Linked DNA regions of Mus musculus: region 2 is linked to region 1. Evidence: chromatin loops called from intact Hi-C (ENCODE). Cell type or tissue: heart. All regions are shown on one strand.

Evidence for each region. A loop is a pair of places that touch in the nucleus more often than their neighbours do. Peaks named below come from ENCODE experiments on the same cell type or tissue, not always from the same donor. Only the 100,000 strongest peaks of a DNase experiment are listed, where the experiment ranks them.
Region 2: a loop joins it to region 1, with 7 times the contacts of the local background. A loop is called at or near these places in 5 of 42 quality-filtered maps.

What each region holds. Positions count from the first base shown.
Region 1 is chr13:112,080,151-112,088,150 of GRCm38, forward strand. No RefSeq gene overlaps it. Among named protein-coding and RNA genes, the nearest start is that of Gm41062, 17 kb to the right of the region's middle. In heart, no CTCF peak of the experiment used is centred here; a DNase peak (open chromatin) is centred at 4,581; H3K27ac peaks cover 1,244 bases.
Region 2 is chr13:111,951,598-111,959,597 of GRCm38, forward strand. No RefSeq gene overlaps it. Among named protein-coding and RNA genes, the nearest start is that of Gm15322, 39 kb to the right of the region's middle. RefSeq lists an enhancer at 1,303-3,974. In heart, a CTCF peak has its summit at 3,223; DNase peaks (open chromatin) are centred at 2,744, 3,134 and 5,714; H3K4me3 peaks cover 253 bases; H3K27ac peaks cover 1,744 bases.

The DNA.
Region 1 (8,000 bases):
AAGGTTAAAATAGTGGGTATAAAGGACAAACAAAGACGGTGCGTCCATCCTAAAGTCCCTGGATCATATGTTGTTTAAAGTTCCCCTAAAAGAATCCCAGAATGATGGGACAGACTAGTGGGTTTTAAAAGTAGACTGGTCCAGCCAACTCAAGCACTTCAAAAACTCTTAATCAGTAACAGTCACAATTATTATGTATTTTTATCCATGGGGGTGAATCAGCAAGGATTGATGATGACTAATCACAATAATAACTCCAACAGTCAAACCAATGTTCAATTGTTTTCCAAAACATTACAGCTCAGAAACCTTACCGTCCAAATGACATCGCCTCCAGCATTAAATGTCCTGCCACCTGGGCACCTCTCTGAGTAGTCGGACCCTTAGTATTAGTGTTCCTTCAGTTGTACTTTGAAAGAGAGGGGTAGCATCTAGAACAACATACACATTTTCTCAATGACATAATTTGTATCCACACTCATTCCCTGGTCTAGCCCTATATGGGGCTCTACTTTGTAAAGTCAAACTCTTCCATCACTGTGACCAAAATACTTGACAGAAACTGGAAAGATTTATACGGACTAATGATTCAGATGGTTCAATGCATGGGAAGTTGTCCCCATGTGCCACACACATCTGAGCAGAAGGAACCTATGACTGAGGAGGTAGCCTTTCAGGTCCTGGCTGATCAGGAAGCAAGGCAACCTAGAAAGCAGCCAGATCACAAGGACCTGTCCTCAGTGACCTAATTCTTCCAACTAGAGTTTATCTCCCAAAGTTTATGGAACCTCCCCAAAATAGCACTGCTGGCTGGGAATCAAGCGTCAAAAACTTGAATGTGTGGAGGAACAGTTCATAGGTCCCTACTGTCGTAGTCAACCAACCCCATTTCATTCACAGGGCACACGCAACCATCCAATGTTCTCATGGGATATCTCTGGTTATTGCTTTCTGGGTGTCTTTGGAAAACATGAGCCGGCCAGTTTGCTCAGAGCCTCCCATGACTTTCTCACTGGGACAAGAGGTAGAAAGAAACAGATAAGGTTGGTAGCTACGGTTTGTGCTTTTTCTTCCTTGTTTCTTTTGTTTGTGTGTTTGTGTGTTTGTTTGTTTGTTTGTTTCCCCAATGTTTTTCTGTGTAGCCTCTGCTGTCTTTGAACTCTCTGTAGATCAGACTGACCCCAAACTCCCAGATATCTGCCTGTCTTTGCTTCCCAAATGCTGGGATTAGAAGTGTGAGCCGCTACCACCCAGCCTCTTCCCCAATTCTTGATTTTTATCTGAGACTCAGAGTATGAGAATGGCTTCCTTATGTAGCAGTCTCTGCAATTAACAAGGCTTGTCCACTCACAAGGGGTGGATTAGATCAACACCAATAATAAATAGGTGACCAAAACAGAAAGGGAAATATCTCCTTTTCCCCTTGAGTGACCCTTAGCTCAAGACTTAGGTCTTCTATTTTAATATAGTCTCTACCTATGTATTCTCAAAACTCACTGAAATACCTCAAGTTTTCCAATCACACAGGCTATTGGTTTGACCTAATTTATAAAAATATTCCCCCTGAAAGATTTCCTTTCACAATAAAAACAGACCTTATTAGAAGTCAATCAGGGTCTTCAGAACAGGGTAAGAGTCAGATGGTGTCTCTGGCTTTGCATCTTGGCTGCTTTCTCAAGCCTCTAGCCTCCCTTCCTATCCCACTCCACACCCCAAATGAGCAGTCCATTAGATTTTCCTGCTGATAATGTCTTGAAAAGAATCATCCAAAGTATTGTTATCAGCCTCAAGGTTTCAGTTCTCATTCATGTCTATGTTTAGACACAAATAGACACTATAGGACCAATATAGTCTCTTTCCAGTGTCCTGGCTTAGGGAGGGGCTGTTTGTAAGTGAGTTCATGGGATCCTAAGGCTGGAATTCCCCGGTGTGGACTTGATGTTGAAGGAAACCACGTGAAAGTTCATGGACTCTGGACTTTCCTTCTGTCGAGATGACTGGAACATTGGTTACCTCTCAGGCTTATGACCACACATTCTCCATATATTTTGAGCCAAGATGAAGGTGGGGCAGGGCTGGGGACTTGGTGCATGAATGTATTTGAGAAAAAGCTTGACTCTTGTGTCCTACTAAGGGCACAGGTGTGGCACAGGATTAGCATTGATCAATAGTTCTAAAGAGCAGATACTAAAGAATGCTCATTGCTAAGTAGGAACTGAAGTAGGCTGATGTGTTGAGTTAGAAGGGATCCTGGCATCTCATGGATAGCCAACCCAATCATGCCAGTCTCCTTGCCACTTTGCTGACTGTGAGAAATTAATTATTTTCCTTTCTTTATACCATTTTCACTTAATAATGTCTCCAACAAAGTTCCTTCTATTCTTACCATTCTGTGTGAAGGGCACAGGCATGGGGTACAAGGGCACATGGTTGTTATAGTGGGAATGAGAAGATTCATGTGCTAATCGAGTGTAGAGGACACTGAGTACCAGGAGGGAAGGGAGAGTCATAAGGTGTTTCCCAGGGGAAACCTGGGCTAACACCCACTAATGTGATTCCTTTCTGCCTGTTCCCTTCCACCCTCTACTGACTGGCTTTGTGTCAACTTGACACAAACTAGAGTCATCAGAGAAAAAGGAACCTCAGTTGAAGAAGTGCCTCCATAAAGTCCAGCTGTAAGGTGGTCATTGAGGAGGGCCTAGCCTATTGTAGTTGGTATCATCCCTGGGGTGATGGTCCTGGGTTCTACTAGAAAGCAGACTGTGCAAGCCATGGGGAAGCAAGCCAGTAAGCAGCACCCCTCCGTGGCCTCCGCATCAGTTCCTGCCTCCAGGTTCCTGCCCTGCTGAGTTCCAGTCCTGACTTCCTTTGGTGATGAACAGCAATGTGGAAGTGTAAGCTGAATAAACCCTTTCTTTCCCAACTTGCTTCTTGGCTATGATGTTTCGTTACAGCTATAGACAGCTTAACTAAGACACACCCCGAAGCTCTCTGATCACAGTCCAGGACTGAAGGCCTATTACTTTTCCCACTCTCTTTCTCACCATGTGGCTGAAGAGACCCAGAAAATTCAATGTTGAAGCTTTCAAAAAAAAAACAAAACCAAAAAACCCCACACTCAATAGTGGTGACACACAAAAAACCACTTTTCCTCCCCAATTGCATCTTTTGTGTGTGTGTGGGGGGGGTGGAGAAAACATGGAAAAATCCTTAGAGAATCAAGATATTCAGCCATTTAGAGAAACAGTTGAGCCAGGTGGTGATGGCATGAGCCTTTAGTTCCGGCAGTCAGGAGGCAGAGACAGGCAGATCTCTTGAGTTGGAAGCCAGCCTGGTCTACAGTGTGAGTTCCAGGGCAACCAGGGCTATATGGAGAAATCCTATCTCAAAACAAACAAACAAAAAAAAAAAACCCAAAAAAACAAAAAAAAACAAACCAAACAGAATAGAAAAGAAACGGGCTGGAGACTGTTTAGGAATACAGAGGGAGACAGAAAACCCAGAATGAAGCAGTGTGCACTTTCCTCAAGTTGGCCCGCGCTGGGCCTCGCCTTGGACTTCTGGTTCTGACTTTGAATTTCTGGACCTTACTGGGTGTTTGAGCCCCCCAGATCTCTCAAACAACCTCATGAACGCAGCGGGTGAAGTCTCTTCGTTAGGATTCTTACCTGAGGGAGCTCCAGCCTGTGTTCCCAGAGCTGCATGGTCCTTTTCAAATTGACAAACGGAGGAGATTTTTACTTTAGTTGCCTGAGATTTGTCTTCACAGTCACATCCCTGTCTGCTTCTCTGCTTCCTGTTGGCGTTGTTGTCCTGTAAGGCTCCTTGTGGGGATGAGGGTGGAAGCTTGAGCATGGCCGTTCACCTGGGCCTCGCACGAGGATGAGGGACGACGATGTTGTGCATACGTATTTGCATGGCACTGGTTCAGTAAAAACAGGTATTTCCTCTGACACTTCAAGACGTAGCTGCACTTTGTGATTCTTACTCTCATTTAGAAGTTCTAAATTCTTTGAAACACAAACCTCACAGTAGCTCTTCTTGTGTTTCTGCCTTCCTGCAATCTCATAGTTCTCTATACAATTTCTTCTATTCTGATATTCAAGAGCATCTACATATTGTACCTTTAATACCTGGCTATCTGAGTCTATGCTACAGTGAACACAAATGCACCCTAGGAAACAGGAAGTGGGAGAAACAGATAGCAAATCAGAGGCTAGTGAATGAAGTCCAAAGAAAGGCTTGAGAGAGCTGTTAAATTGCCTTCTTCTCACGAGTCCTACTGTCTATGGCACTCGGACAAAGATGAGGGGTCCTTAAGCTGGAGGAGTCAGAAGAGGAAATTCATTTTTTTTTTTAAATAAAAAAGGCGGAAAGGAAACACTGGTGTGGCTGGTTGAGAAGCTGAGTGATCTGCCAGCTTGGGCTGGAAGTGGGGGGTAAAGATGAGGTGACAGCAGGATGGGGAACAGGAAACCGAATTAAGGAAAACACGTGGTCTTCCAAAGAGGAAACAGCGGTCTGAAAAGAGATGGTAAAACCAGTCCTTCCAGGCTAATGCCTTTTGTATCCCTCCTCCCTACGGGAAGCTCAGCTGGAGGTCCGAGGAAGCTGAAAGAATACCATGGAAGCCCAGGTTACCTGCCAGGAGGAAGGAGGGCTGTGGGGAGAGCCGAAGGGCGGGGGACAGGGTCACGTTTTTCTTGGCATCGGGATACTTTCAAATGAGTTATTTTTTCAGAAGTTCCCAAGGAGGATCCCTTACCAGTTTCCAGCCTCCATTTGGGATTTGAAACCTCCAGGAAGCAAGGACCCTTCCCATGACCTCGCGTCTTCCTCTCTAAATTTAATTTGGACACTGAGGGAGAACTGGCAAGGCAGGGGCTGGAGCTTTGTGCAGTGCCTGCAAGTAGGGTCTCTCCCCAGTACTGGCAGGAACCAGTCCCGCTCTCAATTAAAGGCTGTTCTGGCAAGTGAGGGATATTGTTTGGGGTTTTGGCAAGTTGTTTAAAGATTTGGCTTGCGTGTTCTTTTCTTCTACGAAATAAGAAGTTTGGGCTGAAACAGTTTGGTTCTTAACTTTGAGGGAAGGTGGTCTGAGACCCTTTTAGGGAATATACTGAAGGCACATAAACTGGCTCCCACGGACAGTTTTCAGGGCTTCTGTTCTCTTTAGCACAGGATTTCCAGTGTCATTTTCCTTCTCAAAGAAAGCTTAAATGTCTTTAACTTTGGAACTCGGACTTTGAGGCATGGCAGGTGAGCAGACGTGTGTCCCTTCTATGCTGAAGGGTAGGTCTATAACAGTCCCAACAGTGCTCCCCCTCAGTCCCTGCAGTTAGAATAGCAGTACCACAGGGTGCACGTTCCCAGACAATCTTGGGTTGTCATGCTTTCTTTAAGCTGCAAGTTACTGATACTAAATCTGAATATTTCTACAGTCTTTGTCTTTTTTTTCCCCCAGAATCTATTTAAGTCTGTGAGATGAAAATTGGAAATGCAACTTCATATTCTCACGCTACCTATCTCCTGAGCCGGGCTCACAAGAAACATCCGCTCTGGAGTCGTTGAATTCAGAATTCAACCGGGTCCTACCGAAAGCCAATGAGCTCCAAAGGCTTGGTCAGGGTTCTCCATAGGGTCCCAGGGACAGATGAGCATGGTAGGATCTGTCTAGCCATCTTACTGGGTGTATACCAACCCAGTCTCATTTACAGAAGAGCAAAGAAATACTAGTGTACTCCTAAATGCTTCCAGTGGCAAAAGTCAGGTCAAAAGGCAGGATGTCTGCACTTGGTGTCTATTTATGGACTGTGAAGTTTAAACAGAGACCTCCATTTAGAATTCATCTGCCCATTAAAACTGCTTCCCAAGTTATTATCTGCAAGGAAGTGGACAACACTTGAATCTTTCTCTGTAGTGGGTTTGTGTGTGTGTAGATGTTTTGCACGAGTATAATTCACTGATCAATTTTACCTTGTCAAAACAGAAACTGTCTGTCAAATACAGGATGAGGCTCATTAGAGAGATGCAGACGATAGCACAGCAGAGGGGAGGATAAACCGACTTACTGCCCAGCAACAAGGAAACAAGAGATTATTCAGGGAGCAACTGGAAAGGACAGAAAATGATACAGGGGTCACGACAGACCCACATCTAGTGAACGATACGGCTATTCAGCAAATGATACTGAACGGGCAGAAAAAGTTTCTCAGTAATTGGTAGGTGATGGTAATACATGATCAAGGGCCTGACACTTGAGTAGTCAGCAAAATAAGCCCAGATCTGGTTTTTTCCCTTCTACGTGGCTGTGGTTTTCCCAGCTGGACATTTCTGACGATAGTATGTGTCCACCTAATGTAGAGACCTAATGTAGAGCTGTCTTTGCTCACCACAGAAAGTAGCTAACGATGGCTATAGTCTATTGTTAAACTTGTATGACAGAGAGAGGCACAGAAAGAGACAGAAAGTGTGAAAAGAGTCTAATATATACAGTATGTAATATATAATACATATATTAAGCAATATTATGTACAGTGTATGTATGCTATTATATACAGAAAACAGTCTTACAATTTTAAGTGCTTTTAACTGATTAGAATGTACTGTCGTGTGATTCAGAATTCAAAAATTACAGAAAATAAAACAGCGAAAGTCCTTGTCTTGGTTGTATTTATTTCCCTCTGGAAAGTTGTTTCTGACTGTTTTGACAGCATCCTGTGTATTCTTGCAGAGTTTTTCCCCTTCAGGATTGCCCCCTCTTATTTATTAAGCAATTGAGCAGGCTTTTCTGTACCTTGCTTTTTCTGCTTGAATAGAAATACAGTTTGGAGGTTTTTCTATTGCCATCAAACTCTTGAGTTTCCAGTCTCCCTTTGTAGTTTGGCAGCATTCTAGTTTATATGTACTGTGGTTTACTAGGTCCATCTCTTTAAATGACTATCCTAGATCCAGTAAGATGGTTTCACGACCTGAGCTCAATGCCCGAACCCACATGGTAGAAGGAGATAGCCAACTCTGCAAGTTGTTTTCTACAGGAACACATACACACATGCACACACACACACACAAAATAAGATATAATAATATTTAAATGAGCACATTAGCTCTATCAACTATCTGGGCTGAAGAAGATTGCCTGTTTGTTCTCCATAGAAACTGTGCCATTTATATCCTTGTTCATGTATGGCACTGCCAATTCTCTACTCTCTGTCATATATGTATGTATATATGCATGTATGTATGCATTCAATGCATGTATGTATGCATTCATGTATGTATGCATTCATGTATGTCTGCATATATGTATATATATAATTTCTCATTTTTATCTTTATCACTATTATAAGATAAAATATAACTTCAATATACATATTAAATAATTGTAATAGAGACATTTATAGAAAAGCCTATTGTTCGTAGTTAAAAAGTCTTCACAAATGAAACACACTGTGTGGCCACCACAGATTAAACCCAGGACAGGATCACAACCCTGAAGCTCATTTTATTGCATTCCTAGAAGTAATCTAGTAGCTTTGGCCTTTCTCTTGGGAGCGAGGCAACGATCTTTAAAGAATAATTTTAAGTTGGCTTAACAGAGTTTAGTTCATCATCTTCACATGGGTTCAGGAACCATTTGCATTTTTTTAATCTATGGACTGTGTGTCCCTCATATCTTTGGCCCAGTTATAGACTAAGATGTCAGTGTTCTGTTCCTGATTTATGGAAGCTATTTTAATGTTAAGGAAATTCACCAACTGTTGGTACTCCTAAGAGTGGGTATTTAGTGCGTGGAATTCTAGAAATGCAAGTCATGAATTTAAAAGTTCACCCACTGGAGACCTGCGCAGTCTTCTCCATATTCTCCTGGAGGCCCTATTGCTATTTCCCACTCTTGTTCCTGCAGTCCATTTCTGCTCCCACCTAGTATTTCCAAAAGCCTTGGGCAAGTGGGTTTTTTCTGTTTGTTTGGTTTTTGTTTTTGTTTTTGTTTTTGTTTT
Region 2 (8,000 bases), 130 kb before region 1:
TGGTGGAAAGACTACGTTCTTAGGCATAACAAAAGAGGAAAACCTAGCATGTTTGGCAAGAGCTTGTTGATTTCTTGATTTTTAAAATGAGTGTCTTAAAATACACAAAGTAAAAAAAAAATCAAGATAAACTATTTTAGATTAAGAAGTAATAGCTCCCCCCCCCCACCTTAGACTTCAGCCACATTTTTACCAGTTCCTTTAGTAATCCTGCAAGTTTCAAAAGTCTGTCTGTCTGTATGTATGTATAAGTCAGGTATGTGCTCAAGCCTTTCTATTACTCTGATTGGTCAACATTGACCTGACCCCCACTCCTGTGGGAAGCCACATGTGCCGTTGCAGAGTGGCACTGACTACTGCTGGCCACCACGCATAAGTTTGGACAAACAACCAATGTGTACATATGCAGTAAAGTTTTTTGCAAAGACACTGCCTGGCCCGGGCATGATAATGAGGCTTTGAGAATATAACCAATCAGATGTGAGACATGCAAATGAGGTATGATAATGAGGCTCTGTGAGGTACAGAGAGAGAGAGAGTAGCCAATCAGATGAGGAACACGCAAATGAGGTGTAGTGCATAACCAATCCGGGTGTGAGACACGCCTCTCCTAGGCCTATATAAGCAGCACCAGTTCTGGGCTCAGGGTCTCTTCGCCTCTGCAATCAAGCTCTCCCAATAAACGTGTGCAGAAGGATCCTGTTGCAGCGTCGTTCTTGCTGGCGAGTCCGGCACGCGCAGACACTCCTGAGACTTGAGGTGGGTCTATCCCTGGCCCAAAGTTCTCTGGTCTTGTTCCCTGTCTTCCTCTGCATTCCCTTACATATAAACCCCCCTTTTACATTACAAGAGTTATCGTGCCCATCTCTGTAGTCCATATCTTTGTGTACTTTTAGATGTATGGAGATATTTCTAGCGGTGGAATTTCTGTATCACATGTACAGACTTTTCTAACCTTTCCAGACACTGCCAAGCATACTTATCCAAGTTGTCCCTACCAAGACTCGCAGCATCAGTTGATAGTAGCCTCTTTTTCATTATGCTCAGCAATGTGGCATCTGAGTGTGGAGGTGGGTACGGGCCAGTGGATTTAGTGAGGGGCAAGTCTAGGATGGCCACTGATGTGGTGGACCATCTCTCCCTTCTCCCTCCATCTCTCTTAACTCTAACATGGACAAAGGAAAAAAATCACATCCAATAGAAGCCACTCTTCCTTTGATCTTGAGCTGTGCTGAAGACTGGTGACTTTGGAGTCCCTGTTGAATGGAGGCTGATGAGTACTGAATGTTGAATGATAGCACCTCTTCCTTGCTCCACAGGTTTTCTAGATGACCACTCCCTTTGAAATGCCTAGAAGAGGGTTCACATATCAGTGATATAGGCACCACAAAAGCAAGGCATGCAAAGTCCTGGCAAATCCTGTGTTTGGGTCTTGTCCTTTCTTGTTCAGAGTTTAGCGCCTCTGTCTGGGTGTCACTGGGGTGATTTGCATCTTGTTGTTGCTAAAGATCTCAGCCGTGGGTGTTTTGCAGTTTAGGCTCACTTCTGTTGGAGGAAGAAGAAATGGTACAATACAAACCGAGCAAGCTTGCTACAAAAGATGTTAATCCTTTGTTAATGAGGAATGATTTAGGACAACAACAAGTTAAGTCAGTGTCTCCAGGCAAGGTTTGCGATTGTGTTATCTGAGAAACAGAATGCAGAGATCTACTGAAGCAGATATACCATGCAATTTGGCTCTAGAGATTCTGGAAGCTACAGAGTTCCATGGACTACCACACTTAAGCTAGAGAAACAGGACAGCTCGTGGTGTAGTGTCAGTCCAAACCAGAGGAAGGACAGAAGGAAGGAGACAGCAGGTAGGACAGCTCCAACAGAGGAAGTGAATTCTTTCCTTTTTTGCTCTAACTAGCCATCAAGGGCCGTATATACCTATCTACATGCTACGCTTGATAATGTTAGCCTGCAGAGGTGAGAGCATCTTCTCTAGTCCATCTCATAAAACACTTGCCTTCTCTAGACATAGTGAGAAACAACCTTTTGTCAACTCTCTGGGCATCCCTTAACCGAGTCAAGTTCACACATAACAATTCAGTTCAAGCTGAGAAACCATGAGAGTGTCCAGTGAGGAGAATCAGTTCCTAACTTGTTAGCATGGTGAATATGGGGTTTTAAAGCTCAGGGCGTAGTGCCTGAAGAAAAGCCTGCCCTGCTGAGGAGGGGAAGAAGGCTGACGAGCAGCAGGTCGTTGTGAACATAAAGTTTCTGTCCAGTCTGATTGAGTGGGATTAACTCCGCATCTGGGACCTTGCAATCTCCTGTTGCTCTCATTTCCCTACCTCTTTGCTTTACTTCCTCACAGCCTCCTGGAACCCTGAGGAATTTATTAATGAGGTCCAATTATGAGAAACGTCAGGGTTTTAATCAACTTTGGATGTATGGCTGACGGGTCCCGCTCAGCCCCCTCTGAGAGAATGCACATTAAACAGGATTTGCTATGAATTACAGAGTTGATTTCCCTGCTGTTCGGCAATTTCAGTCCTATAGGCCCTTCCCCACCATCCATAGCACCCCCTCTCCCCCTCCTACCTCCTCTTCCTCCCCCACCCCCACTGTCACACAACAGCAGATTTCAGCTGACCCCCCTGTCCCCATTTTGAAACTACAGGATAAGCAGAAAGCTGCAGACTAGCAGCACTGGCTGGCTTCTGTCTCAGACCTCCCGTTCTTCACTTGTGGCTTTCAGCTAGGTGCTATGGAGAGACTTTTCCTGGCCATTTCCACCCTGCTCTCTGGGGTAAATAGCCTGTTTCCTCTTCCGGGCTATTTTTGAAGACAGATTAGAGACTTGACAAAAACACTTGGAATAACTCTTTAAGCAGGTTTTCCAGACACCAGCGGAAAGAAACAAAGACTTGGGTGAGAGAATAAGAGAATAATACTGTTCTGTTTACCATTCCTGATGCTTCAAACCTCACAGAACAAACTGTGGGTCCTTTCCGACCGACCATGGAAAAGGCAAGTTTCCAGGGCGTGGTCTCCTGTGCCTCCCTTTGCTCTGGGAGTTCCAGCCTCCCTTCTGCTGCTATGGGAATGCCACACGTGGTATTCTTTTGGTCATTTCCTCTCCTGGGAGAAGAAGGCCCGGCTCCACCCTGTGTGGTTTCACAAAACGATGCTAGGCTCCTGGGAGCCTGTGGCAGTGAACTGCTAACATCCTCCTAACTCCTGCAGGGGTAAAGAGCCTCTGCTCAGCTGATTAAACATTCTTCAAGGGAAGACTTTTAAAGGGACCATTGCACAGTGTGGCTAGGTTTTCCATAACCAAGCATTCTGTTTTTACACGGTGGGAGGTGCAGTTTTTGCTTTGTATTTAAATGAAATGAAGTAGGTTAGAAGATTGGCTTACAGAGGTGGGAATTTCAGCTGCTAAATAGTGCATTGATTAAAACTAAAAAAAAAAAAACGAGCAAAAATTATGTTAGGCACAAAGGCAACAAACCTCGAAATGTCACCAATTCCTCCTGATTTTCCTGTGTTTTGCTCTTCTCTGCATTTCAGATGATTTATATCTTCCCTGTATGTTTTATGGAAGCACTGTGGCATGGAGCAACATTGTTTATTTCTCCTTAGGGACGTTGCTGTCATGATGGACATTTGATGTTGGCCATGTTGGAAGCTTTCCTGTGTTTGAAACTGACAAATGTTACAAATCAGGGTTTGACCTATTTATTCGTGTATGGCTTGTCTGGAATCTAGATTTAGGAAAATGATGGAGAAAGTGTGGGAAAATCTGAGTTAAAACTTTATGTCTACAGCTGAGCATGGTGTCTCAAGCCTGGAGCGCTAGCACTTGGGATGGTGAGGCAGGAGGATTGCAAATTCCAGACCAGCGTGGGCTGCATAGCAAAAGCTCATCTAATTTATTTTAAAAGTCTGATGACAGGAGACGTTTAGGGGATCAGAAAGGGGATGTTGGTGGCCAAGTGAGGATAGTAGGGGGGTGGGGTGGGATATAATCAAAATGTATTACATGTCTGTGTGACAATAGCAATAAAAGAGGTGTTCCTGGTAACTAGCTTTAATTTGTGCATTTACAGTTGAGTCGCAGCCAAAACTGAGAAAATATCAATTCTGTTCTTGAAAGCTCTTGATTTTTTTCAAGGAAGTCAGTTGTGTCTCCAGCCTGTGCTGATTCGTGTTCTTCTTACCTAGAGAAAATGAGCACCTCAGAGTCCCATCAGAACTCTCCCCGGTGAGCTGGTTGTTAGACAGCTCCCAGACCTCCACCGAAGGGAAAAATGGCCTTTGATGTCATGGGGGAATGTCTTATCTCTTTTTTCTGGTTGTTTCTCTGTAATAGGCTTATGTTCTTAAGTCCTGATAGTCCAAGAGGCTGAAGCCACATGTATTAGGAACTTCAAAGGTCGTGCTGCCCAGTCTCCCTTCACCAGATGGCCTGGAAGAAGGTGCTTTCTCTATTTAGTCCCAGCTGGAAGATGCTATGAAGGACGCTGGTGTGACTTGTGTGACGTGGCCAGGAGAGCAGATTTCTCCCCTAGGCTCAATGACAGCACATAGTAGCTGTGTACACCAGCTATGTGAGTCTTGTTAAGACCATGTCTGCGGGGGGATGGGAGTGGGCCCATGCTGCTAAAAGGAAGAGGTGCTTTGGTAGATGAAGTGAGAGTCTTTTGGCCAAGTGAGTTTAGGCTCATCATTTTATTGTTTGAGTTTCAGTGAACAGAGAAATATTGTAGTCCATCTCATTGGGTTCTTGATTAAGTCAAATAAGGCGCAGGTTTACCTTAGTTGGGGGTTACCATTGTTGTCGTAAAACACCATTACCAAAAGGCAAAGGATAATATATATATTTCAGCTTCCGTTCCCATGATCATCACTGAGATAAGTCAGGGCAGGAACTCAAACAAGCCAGGAACTTAGAAGCAGGAGCTGATGCAGAGGCCATGGGGGGATGCTGCTTACTGGCTTGCTCCTCATGGCTTATTCAGCCTGTTCAAAGGACAAGCTGGTGGGGGACATAGTCTCTCTTCTAAAATGTCTCTGGCTTGTGTCACGTTTACATACACCAGCCAGCACAACGTAGTATTTCACATACAGAAATTCTCCGATTTATTGCTATTATAGCGTTAAGTTCAGGTGACATTTCCTAGACCACAAGTTTTGATAGGGCAAGCGTCTTCCCAATGTTTACACCAGTTTTAGCATCCCATGCAGTTTTTTTTTTTTTAACATAATGGGCAAAATCCCCATTTAACCATTAACATGTTTACTTAAGAGCTCCTATAAACCAACTATTCTCATTCCCCATTAACACAAGAATGGGAATCACATTCTTGGTCTCACATGTTATCAAGAAATTCTGAATATATATATATCCATCCTTGACTAGCAAGTAAGAATGTGTAACTGGGAAACCCTAATGTTTTCCTGTCTACAAACCAAGCAACGATAGATAGTAAGAGTCCTCTGTGATCTTTGATCTAGGACATGCTTGCAAATTTAGTCACCTGCTGGAAACATTTCCCATTGGTTTATTTTTGAGGAGGTTGTTCTTTTACTGCTTGTAGTTTTACTTAAGGGAAAGGTAGCCATTAGTGATTGGCCATTGTTTTATACGTATGTTCAACAGGGGACTGGAAAAAGCCATGGACTGTAACCCTAGTCTTGGAAGCCAGACCGAACTGTTATCTCCAGTTAGCCCCACCCAGGTTCCTTTAGCCCTGGGTGAGGCAGCTTTGGCCCCGATCCCTGGGGCTTGCTTTGTTTATTTTTGTTTTTAGTCTCTGAAAGAAAATGTACCATTCTCAGTTCCTACACTTATTTTGCATCTTCTCTTGTCATATTAGTGCAGAGTTCCTATACTCAGTGTTCAGAGGTCAGAGGTCCCCTTTTTCTCTTCTTTCTTTCTTTCTTTCTTTCTTTCTTTCTTTCTTTCTTTCTTTCTTTCTTTCTTTCTTTCTCTCTCCCTTCCTTCCTTCCTTCCTTCCTTCCTTCCTTTCTTTCTTTCTTTCTTTCTTTCTTTCTTTCTTTCTTTCTTTCTTTCTTTCTTTCTTTCTTTCTTTCTTCTTTTGGTTTTTCGAGACAGGGTTTCTCTGTATAGCTCTGGCTGTCCTGGAACTCACTTTGTAGACCAGGCTGGCCTCGAACTCAGAAATCCGCCTGCCTCTGTCTCCCCAGTGCTCGGATTAAAGGCGTGCGCCACCACGCCCGGCTGGTCCCCTTTTTCTTAACTCCTCACTCTGAGTTGCCACTGCCAGCACTGGTTAGGATCACTAACCTTCTCTTAGCCTCTATCACTTATGCTTCTGGCCAGGGTTGTTCACTTGGGTTGTGTGCTATACTGGATAATATTCTTGTTGCTGGAACAGATGGCCTGAGACAAATGATTTAAAAGGAGGAAGAATTGTCTCATGGTTTCTGAGGTGTCTGGGGTGTCTGTCACTCACAGCTGGAAGGGTGTGGTGGAACAGAGAAGTTCGTATCAACATGGGACAAGAAACGGAGACTCTTAGGGAATCCTTTCTGCTATCTCCCCTCTTTCTACTTTTATTCCATGCAGGGCCCTAGCCCATGGGGTGGTGCTACTCATATTTAGGTTGGTCTTATTTAATCCTCCTTGGAAAGAACTTCACAGACGCAACTACAGGCAGACCCTGGCAATCTCCCAGAAGTCAAAGGTGATTCTGAGCTTCTGATCCTCCTGCCTCCATCTCCCACATGCTGGTATTTTAGGTACACACCACTCTATTCACTTTCTGTGTGCTTGACTTTCAACCTGGGGCTTTATGCATACCAGGAAAGCACCTTACCAACTGAACTATACCCCCAGGCCTCCAGCAATTGTACCTGCAGTCAAGCTGCCAACAAAAATTAACTATCACTTTTGGTTTGTTTCCATTTATCCCTATGTTTTCCACCAGACCAAAAGCAACTCATTGTAGGGGTGGAGTAGGCCTGGTCCTGTAGAGTCTTGCTCACTTGTTAAGGTGTTCTTTCTCTATGGTTCTATCTGCCTGCATCATGAAACTCTGTGAAGAACATTGTCAGGTCTGTGGAGTGTAGCTGGCAGCTGGCCACTTAGCCTGGAAGTACTGCAATATCTATATTCCTCTGCCTTCACAAGCTTTCATTTTAACTATTTAAAGAGTATAGAGCCAGATGTAGTGGCGCATACCATTAATCCCAGTGCCTGGGAAGCAGAGACAGGTGGATCTCTGAGTTCAAAGCCAGCCTGGTCTATAGAGTGAGTTCCAGGACAACCAGGGCTCTAAAACAAAACAAAACACCAAACCAACCAGACAAGAGTATCATAGAAAAAGACTTTTAAAACACAATTCTGTTCAGGAACATATCGCAGGGGCTTACTCTGTAAGCATCTCATTCTTTACCTTAAGTTCCTGCTGATCAGTTTCCCAGGTGTGTGCAGACAAGCCCTGGCTGTGTTTTGGGTGTCTGAAGGTTCCTAAGACTGCCCATGCATCTTCTCTTCTGAGCAAGGTTGTTTACTTTCAGGCACTTCCCAACTCACTTGCTGCCTGTCATGTATTAGGCAAGGGCTTTGCCACTAAGCCACACTCATGTCCCATCCCCAAACTTAGCTGCTAAGTTTTAACATGACAATTAGCAGAACCTATAGCGTTGCCCAACTTGAACATTGAAATGGACACATTTCTAGGAGAGAGAAAAAATGGCGCTAACTGATTCCCTGGTCTAATCCTTGTTAACCTTGCAAAAGGAAAAAAAAAAAAGTTACCTTCTTTATTTTGCTTATTTTGCATTTTCCGACTTCCAACCAAACTGAACTGTGGGGAAGCCAGGGCAATCAATGACTGACTTTTTCATATCTCAGCTCCTGGTCTGGTACCAAATAAGCGACCCTCTGAAAGCCCATGATTTCGTGGCTTTACAGGCTGACAGGTCTACAACCTAAGGCGTCAGATCTACTGACAATGGGAGAAAGCAAAGTAAAAACCGTT